2 separate regions of the Homo sapiens genome follow, and region 1 is linked to region 2. The links are chromatin loops, found by intact Hi-C in ENCODE. Cell type or tissue: heart left ventricle. All regions are shown on one strand. Links, peaks and the distances in the headings refer to the core of each region. The heading gives the core; the rest is flanking DNA. Region 1 overlaps ADAMTSL3 (ADAMTS like 3). Region 2 overlaps ADAMTSL3 (ADAMTS like 3).

Region 1 (5,388 bases), core at 224-5,223, 58 kb before region 2:
TTTCACAGTTGGTTTCCATTTTCCCTTTTACTCTGTTGTTTTATCATCTCATCTCGAAACTCTCACATCAGTGAAATGATATTCTTTTTAAGTTCTTCCATGTGCAAAGACGTAGGTAACACAGCCTGTTCCTCTGGTTGTGTTTTGCCCAGACATGGCTCTTTCAATGTATTCCTTTCTTTCTTTAAAAAAAAAAAAATTGGTGAGGGGAGACAAGATTCAGAATTGTATGAACACTATAATATCTTTAATTTAAATAAAAAATAATACATAGAAGGAAATCATGCTGGATTCTGTGTAATTATTTTTTAGTTGCCGTGGGTTTTTTTTTTTTTTTAACCTTTAAGTCACTTCTTGTTACTTTGGACAGAACTAACATTTACTTTTTAACAGGACTTTTAAAAAGATCGTTGAAAACCAACTTGAAATATACAGAAAAACTAGGAGGACATTGAGTATAACCATTATTTGCCCTGCTGGGAGTTTAGGTGAACCTTTTTTTTTTTTTTTTTGAGATGGAGTCTCACTCTGTTACCCAGGCTGGAGTGCAGTGGCACAATCTTGGCTCACTGCAACCTCCACCTCCTTGGTTCAGGCGATTCTCCTGCCTCAGCCTCCCAAGTAGCTGGGATTACAGGCATGCACCACCATGACTGGCTAATTTTTTTTTTTTTTTTTAAGTAGAGACGGAGTTTCGCCATGTTGGCCAGGCTAGTCTCGAACTCCTGACCTCAGGTGATTCGCCCGCCTCAGCCTCCCAAAGTGCTGGGATTACCGGCGTGAGCCACCACGCCTGGCCAAGGTGAACTTTCTTACCTCATCTCCTCTCGAGATTCTCAATCACCAAGATACAGAAGTCCAATTTGAATGAAAATATCTACTTCCCATTAAAACAAAATCCCAATTTTTAATTTTTTATTACCAAGGAGAAAAGAGAGAAAAAATTAATGACCATAAGGTAAAATATGCACATGCTTAGAAACTTTAAACCTTTTAAAAATATAAAGTAAAAACCTCCCTCTTTACACACTCTAGTTCCTGACACTTTCAATTGCTTCCAGAAGAGAGAAATTATACATAAACCAGCATACATACAAACATGCTACATATGGGGCAGTTCATGTACTACGATCTCTTTTTTCTAAAATCAAAAAATAGTATATAGGTATATATAGATAGTGTATGTTATAGACTGTGTGTATGTAGCATATATGTATAATGTATTTATTTCATTTAACAGTCTTCAAGAGAAGACTGTTATCAGTTCATACCTAAACCTATGTCCTTTTAAATGACTACATATTATTACACTGTCGGGATTTCTCGTCTTTAACCAGTCTCCTTCCCAATTCTACCATGAGAGTAGCAGAGAAAGAAAAGACACATCAAATATTAACTCCAGCATTGCCCCATCCTGGGGAGTTGAGCAAGCCCTCACATGGAATCTGAGAATTAGAGAGAAGGGTTCCCCACTAACAATTTTCAACACAATGAACAACATGTTTTGTGTTGATTGATGTTTCTTTGCAGGACACGTATATAGTAATGGCATTTCATTCTGCTGATTGGGGGTGTGCTTTTTTGGACAACTATATTTAAGTCTTGCCTGGGGAAAGAAGGTTGGATGACTCTGTGAGAACCTTACAACCCTGTCTTTCTGAGGTTAGAAATATTAAGCTTTGGAACTGCATCTTAAACAAACATCTTAGCAGTGTTTTCTGAAGTCATTTAGTAGAACATAATCCCACGGACAAGGGTCTATATTCACTTAAGTTTATGAAATGATGCACGTAATATTTCTCTCTTAAGCATTTGTAGTTTGCATTTATATTTCATAGTCTTTGGAAAAGTTTTGCAGTGAATAAATCTGTTGAACATTATCGAGCCCTGAGTTTTCAAAACTTATTCTATTACTGAACTCTTTCTCCTCTATCACTTATTAATATCTCAAGATACAAAGTGTTTTTTCAGAGTATCTTAAATATATCTGTCCCTACGGAATCTGGTTTTCAAAATTCTGTGCAGGGGTCCAGTAAAGGACCAGATAGTAAATGTTTTAGGCATTGTAGGCCAAATGGTTTCTATTGCAAATATTCAGTTCTGTTGTAGCACAAAAGCCATAGACAATAGGTGGAAAAATGAGTGTGGTTATATTCCAGTAAAACTTTAGTTATGCACGGTAAAATTTAATTTTATGTAATTTTCACATGTCACAAAATATCTTTTTTTCTGCCAACCATTTAAAAACATAAAAATGATTCTCAGCTGGTAGGTTGTACCAAAGATAGGTGGGCCAGATTTGACCTGCTAGTCATAGTTTGATGACCTTTGATTTAGTAGATAATAATCCGGAATAAGAATTAAATGCTTTGTTCAGCAAGATTGTGCAATATTTCTTTTGTTTTGAAGAAGATCCAGAAGCTTCGTGCACTTGTGTATTAAACATAAAAGAATATTAAGGCTTCATCCACTCTGTAGAAAGTATTTAAGATACCCTAAAATTTAGCTCCTAAACTTGAGACAGTTTAATACTACTCTGCCCATTACAGAGGATAAGCTCAATACTAATTTACTGAATAAATATTGGTGAAAATCTCCATATTATAAAATAAATTAGATTAGAAATGATCTCCATATGATGGTTTATTTATTACTAAATCTTAAAGAAAACCTTTATAATTTTGCAAAGGCCATAGCACAGATTCGAATTATGAAATGGATGTAAAAGTAGAATATAGTTTAGTGAATTACTCTTTCTGTTGCTAGTAAGATTTGAATGTTTGTTAACTGCATTACTGACCATCAACAAAAGTATAAAATTCCAAATGTGTGGAATTCCACCGAGTGAAGCTGGTTATTTTTGCCTTCGTTGAATGTGTCACTCCTCCTTTTCTGGCCTATATTTAATGACCCTCAGTGTCCTTTTCTGGTGGCTTCCTGGTTTTCCCTAGGTTCATTCCAGAACCCTGGTCAGCCTGCAGTACCACGTGTGGGCCGGGTGTGCAGGTCCGTGAGGTGAAGTGCCGTGTGCTCCTCACATTCACGCAGACTGAGACTGAGCTGCCCGAGGAAGAGTGTGAAGGCCCCAAGCTGCCCACCGAACGGCCCTGCCTCCTGGAAGCATGTGATGAGAGCCCGGCCTCCCGAGAGCTAGACATCCCTCTCCCTGAGGACAGTGAGACGACTTACGACTGGGAGTACGCTGGGTTCACCCCTTGCACAGCAACATGCGTGGGAGGTATTTGAACCTTTGCTTAAGGGACAGTTATGTTGTGTGTTGCTAGTGGTTTGAGAAATTACTCAATCAGGTAAGCCAAATATGCAAATTAGCAAAAGTCTAAAGGAGGTGAAGTCATTCAAATAACTGAAAATGATACTTTTTCTTCTTTTTCTTTCTTTTTTTTTTGTAGTGATTATTTTAGAAAGGAGAGTGGGACTATATACTAACCAAAAAAAGTATATTTGTTTGCCTGAGAATCTGCATGACTGAGATGGTTCATATGAAATAAATAGGAAAATGCAGAATGGATAAGTTAAGGCAATCTTGTTCATAAAGCAGTCTTATAGATTGAGGTAGCCTGGAATTGCAATATCTGATGCAACTCTAGATCAGAGTTTGTCCTCAGAAAATATTTGGGTTCATATCCGCACATTGGGCCAGCACCTAGGGGAACAAACTAATCACCATGATTTATGTTTGTGTACATAGAGGGTGACATACACAGCCAGGAAACCCTGTTAGGATTAGAAAGTGGTTGTATAGCCAGGTGACCCCTTTGGGGTGAGAAGTTGGCCCCCTGATGATTTATACAATCTAGGATCCAAAAGGGAGTGAAGGAGTGGTTAACAGGAGTCCAGAGAGCCACTCTTGAGGGCTCTGTTGAAAGTAAAAAGATAGAAATAACAAATAAGAAAACTATATCTTTTACTTACATGAAGGAGACTGGGTCTGACCAGGAATCCAGAGCCCCTGTCACCCCGTCCCCTCATCCTTTGACCCCTGACTGTGCCTTCCAGCCAGCTGCTATGTAAAGAGCTTGGTGCCTGAATGTGCTCTGCTCTTGATCCAGCCAATGGTGGGAAAAACACAAGGAGATGCTGTCTTAGAGCTCTTGGCTCAAGATCATGCTTTACTCCTCCCAACAGTCTTGAGCCCATTACTTGAAACTCCCTATCAAGTTGTGGAGCTCATGGCCCATTCATTGTGCCTGAACCCCTCACTCTTGAGCCTGAATTCTCAATCCTTATCATTCAGTCTCTATGGCTTGATTGTATCTGTTTTTCTCTTTCCTGTCTAATTCAACTTCTATACCTGCGTATCCTTGCCACTTTTTGTATAACATTGCTAGCCTGGCAGTAAACCCGGCTAAAGTGGCATGTGCCTTACCCCCAGGCTGCCCCTAAACTACTGCCTTGCGGACAGAGTTGCACATGTGGACTTTAGGTGCCTTAGCTGCCTCTGGACTCTTTCTCCCCTTACTTGCTTCTGTCTGGTTGCTAAAAGTCCATGCCATCTAGCTAGGAATTTAGCCTCTCTGGTTTAGTTGAACCTTAAACATCTGCTGCATCTCTTCCCTCCACAGCACATTGTCTGGGTTGCCCCCCACACTGCCTTGTGTCTGTTCTTGCCCAAGCCAAACTCCTGCCTGCTCTTGAGTTCAGAACCCTGGACACGTTTTTGTTTGTTTGTTGTTTTTTGTTTGTTTGGTTTTGTTTGTTTGTTTGTTTGTTTGTTTTTTGTTTTTTGTGGGTTTTTTTATGTCTTGGAAACCTTAACTCTAACATGCCCTTGGCAATTTGGGAACTGGTGCTTTCTCTTGATGAGTTTGGGGAAACCCTCTAGAGATAGCCACGGAGATGCAAAGATGGTCCCCTATTCAGTCACAATAATACATGCCTGGAACTTCCTACTGTATGTCTACAAAATGCCAGCTGTCTCCATTGCTTCTGAGTCACCACATTGCTGCAGTCTCACTAGAGACTTGGAGCTGTGTCTTTCATTAGGAGAGCAGAAGCAAGCCCAGCTGTTGCTTGCACACCCCAACATCTACCTTGTAATCTCAAGCTTTTAGGTGCTGTTGGTAGAATCCCTGTTTCATCTTCTTCTCCTGACTGGCAAGATCCCCTCAAGTTGGGAAAGCATAGCATGCTGGGTACTTGGAACTCAGCAGACCAATCAGAGTTGCTCAAAGAGAGATGACCAGGTGAATTCTAATTCAGCTGAGAGAGACTGCTGTCAGAGCTCATTTTTGGAGCCTTTTACTAAAATACTAGAATCTACCTTGTGTTCTCAGTACCCACTGAGATGGCCCTAGATTCCACCTCTAGGATGGCTGAACTCATGTGATAAATTCCTCTTTTGTTTTTTTTCAGTAACAGCTTTATCGA
Region 2 (5,388 bases), core at 309-5,308:
TGTATTAAAGACTTAAACATAAGACCTAAAACCATAAAAACCCTATAAGAAAAACTAGGCAGTGCCATTCAGGACATAGACATGGGCAAAGACTTCATGACTAAAATACCAAAAACAATGGCAACAAAAGCCAAAATTGACAAATGGGATCTAATTAAACTGAAGAGCTTCTGCACAGCAAAAGAAACTATCATCAGACTAACAGGCAACCTACAGAATGGGAGAAAAATTTTGCAATCTATCCATCTGTCAAAGGGCTAATATCCAGAATCTACAAGGAACTTAAACAAATTTACAAGAAAAAACCCCATCAAAAAGTGGGTGAAGGATATGAACAGATACTTCTCCAAAGGAGACATTTATGCGGCCAACAAACATATGGAAAAAAGCTCATTAGAGAAATGCAAATCAAAACCACAATGAGATACCATCTCACACCAGTTAGAATGGCGATCATTAAGAAGCCAGGAAACAACAGATGCTGGAGAGGATATGGAGAAATAGGAATGCTTTTACACTGTTGGTGGGAGTGTAAATTAGTTCAACCATTGTGGAAGTCAGTGTGGCAATTCCTCAAGGATCTAGAATCAGAAATACCATTTGATCCAGCAATCCCATAACTGGGTATATACCCAAAGGATTGGAAATCATTCTACTATGACACATGCACACATATGTTTATTGCAACACTGTTCACAATAGCAAAGACTTGGAACCAACCCAAATGCCCATCAATAATAGACTGGATAAAGAAAATGTGGAACACCATGGAGTACTATGCAGCCACAAAAAAGGATGAGTTCATGTCCTTTGTCGGGACATGGATGGAACTGGAGACCATCATTCTCAGCAAACTAACACAGGAACAGAAAACCAAACACTGCACGTTCTCACTCTTAAGTGGGAGTTGAACAATGAGAACACATGGACGCAGGAAGGGGAACATCACACACTGGGGCCTGTCAGGGGGTGGGGGGCTAGGGAAGGGATAGCATTAGAAGAAATACCTAATGTAGATGACGGGTTGATGGGTGCAGCAAACCACCATGGCACATGTGGACCTGTATAACAAACCTGCACATTCTACACATGTATCCCAGAACTTAAAGTATAATAATTTTAAAAAGGCCGGCCGTGGCTTCTCACGCCTATAATCCCAGCACTTTGGGAGGCCGAGGCAGGTGGATCACGAGGTCAGGAGTTTGAGACCAGCCTGGCCAAGATGATAAAACCCCATCTCTACTAAAAATACAAAAAGTAGCAGGGTGCAGTGGTGGGCGCCTGAAATCCCAGCTACTTGGGAGGCTGAGGCAGGAGAATCGCTTGAATCTGAGAGGCAGAGATTCCAGTGAGCTGAGATCATGCCACTGCACTCTATCTAGCCTGGGTGACAGAGCAAGAATCCATCTCAAAAAACAAACAAACAAACAATGGACATGCCCATAGGCAGATGAATGGATAAAGAAAATATGGTACTGTATATACATACAATGAAATATTTTACAGCCTTAAAAATGTAGGAAACTCTGCCATTTGTTGCAAGATGGATGAACCTAGAGGACATTATGCTAAGTGAAATAAGCCAGTTAGGGAAAAACAAATGTTGCATGATTCCATTACATAAGGTATCTAAAATTGTCAAACTCATAGAAGCATAGAATACAATAGTGGTTTCCCCATACTGGGGGAATGGGGAAAATGGGGAGTTGTTAAATGGTTATAAAGTTTCAATTATACTAGCTGAATAAGTTCTAGAGATCTGCGGAAAAACATAGTGCCTATAGGCACAGTTAACAATAGATAGTGTGCAATTCAAAATTTATTAAGAAGGTAGATCTTATGTGAAGTGTTCTAGTCATAAATAAACAAAACAAAACAAACAGGCAACAAAAAACAAAAGGGAACTTCGGAAAGTGTTGGATATGTCTGTTACTCCGATTGTGGTAATGGTGTCATATGGTGTTTGCATTAAGCCCAAACCCATCACATTGTACACATTAGACATGTGTAGTTCTTTGTATATCAATTATACCTCAACAAAACTATTAAAAGGGTCAAATTTTAAAAATGAAAATAAAAAATGAATGGCTAAAAAATAAATTAGATATTAATTGCAATGCCAAAAAAATCCCACGATAATAAATTACTGGAAATTACTATCTCCAAAAGAAAGAGTGAGATGGAAGGAGGGGGAGGGCGGTAGAGAGGACATGACTGAAGGAAAAAGAGAAAGAAAGAAAGGAAGAGAAGGGAGGGGAGGGAAGGGGAGGAGAGGAGGAAGAAACTCTCCATGACATAAAAGATGTTCAAGCCTAGGAAATGGCTTTCTTCTTGGCACATCCGTACTGAAAATTTCCTCTTGTTTCACCCTTGGAGACTTTGCTGTTGTTGGCTGGGTCTGCCTGCTCATGCTCCATTTGACTCTGTTGCACAACTCTCATTTCAGTGTTCTGTCAGTTGTGGTGTTGGAATCCAGAGAAGAAAGCAGGTGTGTCAAAGGCTGGCAGCCAAAGGTCGGCGCATCCCCCTCAGTGAGATGATGTGCAGGGATCTACCAGGGCTCCCTCTTGTAAGATCTTGCCAGATGCCTGAGTGCAGTAGTAAGTATGCGGTGTCCGCGCTTCACCAAGATATGCTGATTCTGTTCATTTTGTCCCGATGTCTTTATTTTCCATACGTCAACAGATTTCTAATCTGTGGGTAAGGCAACTCAAGCTGTACTCAGTGTTGTTTTCGGCAGCGATCAGTAGAACGTGGAAGACCAAGATATAGTTCTAAGAAAAGTCTGTTTTAAGAAATGTCCGCCCACTTAACAAATGCATCTTTTAGGCTTCCTCATTTGGATTTATGTCCTCTACTTTACCATAATTCCTTCTGCTTAGAGTTCAGGAGTGTTCCATGTAGAAGTTAAGCCAAAATACCTCCTGGTTCACTTTGCTAGGATTGCATTTGGACTTAATTAAAAGTAGAAGAGCTACGTATTTTTAAGCATTCAAGTATTTTTTCTTGTGTATAATCTAAAATTGGCAAGGATAAAAACATGAAAGAACTTTGATTTAAAAATGGCAGTTTGTACACCTCAATTAATTATGAATAATGAGCTTACTATAAAGAGTTCATATTATGGCTTCATTATAGCCAAAGCTAATATGCATGTAGCATTCATCTGTATTTTCAGTGTACATGATAGAATATATTTTTACACATGAATATGTATGTTTCATATAAGAGTTATGTGGGCCAGGCGCAGTGGCTCACGCCTGTAATCCTAGCACTTTGAGAGACTGAGGTGGGTGGATCATGAGGTCAGGAGATCAAGACCATCCTGGCTAACATGGTTAAACCCCGTCTCTACTAAAAATACAAAAAATTAGCCGGGCTTGGTGGCACACTCCTGTAGTCCCAGCTACTCGAGAGGCTGAGGCAGGAGAATCACTTGAACCTGGGAGGCGGAGGTTGCAGTGAGTCGAGATCGCACCATTGCACTCCAGCCTGGGCGACAGAGTGTGAGACTCTGTCTCAAAAAAAAAAAAAAAAAAAGAAAGAAAGAAAAAAAGAGTTGTGTGTTAAAACATGTAAGCCGAGGGCGGCCATGACAGCCATGACAGCAATTGAAAAGCAGGCAGCAGAGTGGTGGTGAGGAGGTTGGGAAGGGAGGTAGGGAACAGGCATAGTGGAAATAACAGCTTTGGAGTTCATTTACCACTTTTTCACTATCTTTAATTACTCACCTGTGAAATAACATTTATTATATCAGTTACCCTCCTGAACGTTTGGTAAGGAAAAAAATTAAAAATGAACTATTCTTATTTTAATGCTGCTTAGGAGAGGAAAACATATATATATATATGTCTTTTATATATATGTTTTATATATATGTTATATATATATGATATATAACATATATATAAAACTTCAATTTACCAACACCTTTCCTGGAGAAACTCACAAAACAAAATAAGACAAATAATTAAGTTTTTTTTAAGTAGTGACATTTATTGAGCAATTACTATGTGGAGTTCTTTGCATGCATTATCTCATTTAGTCCCCTGAACAACATTGTGAGGCAGATACTATCTCCATCTGGAGATGAGAAACCCAAGCCATAGAAAAGGCATGAGACTTGCCTAAGGCTCCCTGGCTGCCAGCTGAACTGCTTGACCACAAGTCTGTCTGATTCTTTAGCCCACGTTTTTAGCTGCCTCTCTATGCTGATTCATGGACAACATTAACATTTTTTTCCTGAGGAACACATTTCCAAAATCTTGAGTCCAAAAACTTGAGATTCCAAGTTGTAAAGTCTCCTGGAATTCAGGAGTGTCTGTAGCATATGGCGTACTATCATGCTTCGTTCAAGTTGCCTCTCTATCTGATTTTTATTAATTGCGGATGGTTGCATAGCAGTGTGGCTAGACTGTAAAAACTGCCTTAGAGGAGAGTGAAATTAAAGTGATACTGGCAGCTTCCTCTAAAATAATAACAGAATAGCATGTGGAAATACAACGTGGTTATTATGGCATCCAATGTGGTACAAGATGAAATTATAAATTATTTTGGCATGCATTGAGGAGCAGAGAAAATTACAAGTTGTAGGGAGAAAGAAAAAACACAAGAAAAAAAGACAGTAATATTTTTTCTTTACTCCACCCCACTCCTGCCTGCCAAACATGTAGGTCATGAAGGTAGACAAGAGACAGGAATGCATGCTCCCAGCACAGCCAACGCACCCTGAGTTGGGCCCCCACTTCAGCTGTAGCCTCGCCTCACTCCATAATCTTTGATCACTAGCCCTTGCTTGCTGAAATGTAGGTTCTGCTTCTACACTTTCACATAGCATCCTCTTCACCACCATATGACAGAGCAAGAGATGAGGTTGGCATTCTCTTATCCTCTCTACACCGTTTCCCTGCTGTCTTCACACACTTAGCACGTAGATTGCCCCGTCTCATACCTTCAAAGGCACCATGTGCAGACCCTACAAGACACTCTTCACCCTTCTTCAGGACACACCACCACCAGGACCATGATTTCTCTCCAACGTTTCCTAACATCCAAGACAACCAATATCTGTGATGATGACCTTTCTAACACCTGATATCCCAATTTCCCAACCTCATCAATTCCACTGACCCCATCACCTTGGCATGGTAACCCCTTAGACTTCCTCACTACTTGGCACTCAGAATTAGCTTCTTGTTCTGCCTTACCCTCAACTCACTCCTGCTTATTTAGTTAGTGCCTCACCATGACCTCTGGTTCTTCCATATCTCCTTATTATCCCCAGTTTCTGCTCTTGCACTAGAAACCTTAGCCGGCATTCCTTAGGTCTCCACTTAACCAACTCTATCGCCAAATCTTTATACCTTTCATTAACCTCCTGTACTGACC

What was found. Peaks named below come from ENCODE experiments on the same cell type or tissue, not always from the same donor. Only the 100,000 strongest peaks of a DNase experiment are listed, where the experiment ranks them.
Region 1: a loop joins it to region 2, with 2.8 times the contacts of the local background. A loop is called at or near these places in 2 of 110 quality-filtered maps.

Annotation. Positions count from the first base shown.
Region 1 is chr15:83,910,141-83,915,528 of GRCh38, forward strand. It overlaps ADAMTSL3 (ADAMTS like 3), which reads left to right. Exons shown (of 30, transcript NM_207517.3): 16 at 2,952-3,238. Among named protein-coding and RNA genes, the nearest start is that of ADAMTSL3, 260 kb to the left of the region's middle. In heart left ventricle, for the core only: no CTCF peak of the experiment used is centred there; a DNase peak (open chromatin) is centred at 3,111.
Region 2 is chr15:83,968,038-83,973,425 of GRCh38, forward strand. ADAMTSL3 (ADAMTS like 3) reads left to right here. Exons shown (of 30, transcript NM_207517.3): 20 at 2,447-2,600. Among named protein-coding and RNA genes, the nearest start is that of GOLGA6L4, 270 kb to the right of the region's middle. In heart left ventricle, for the core only: no CTCF peak of the experiment used is centred there; a DNase peak (open chromatin) is centred at 2,518.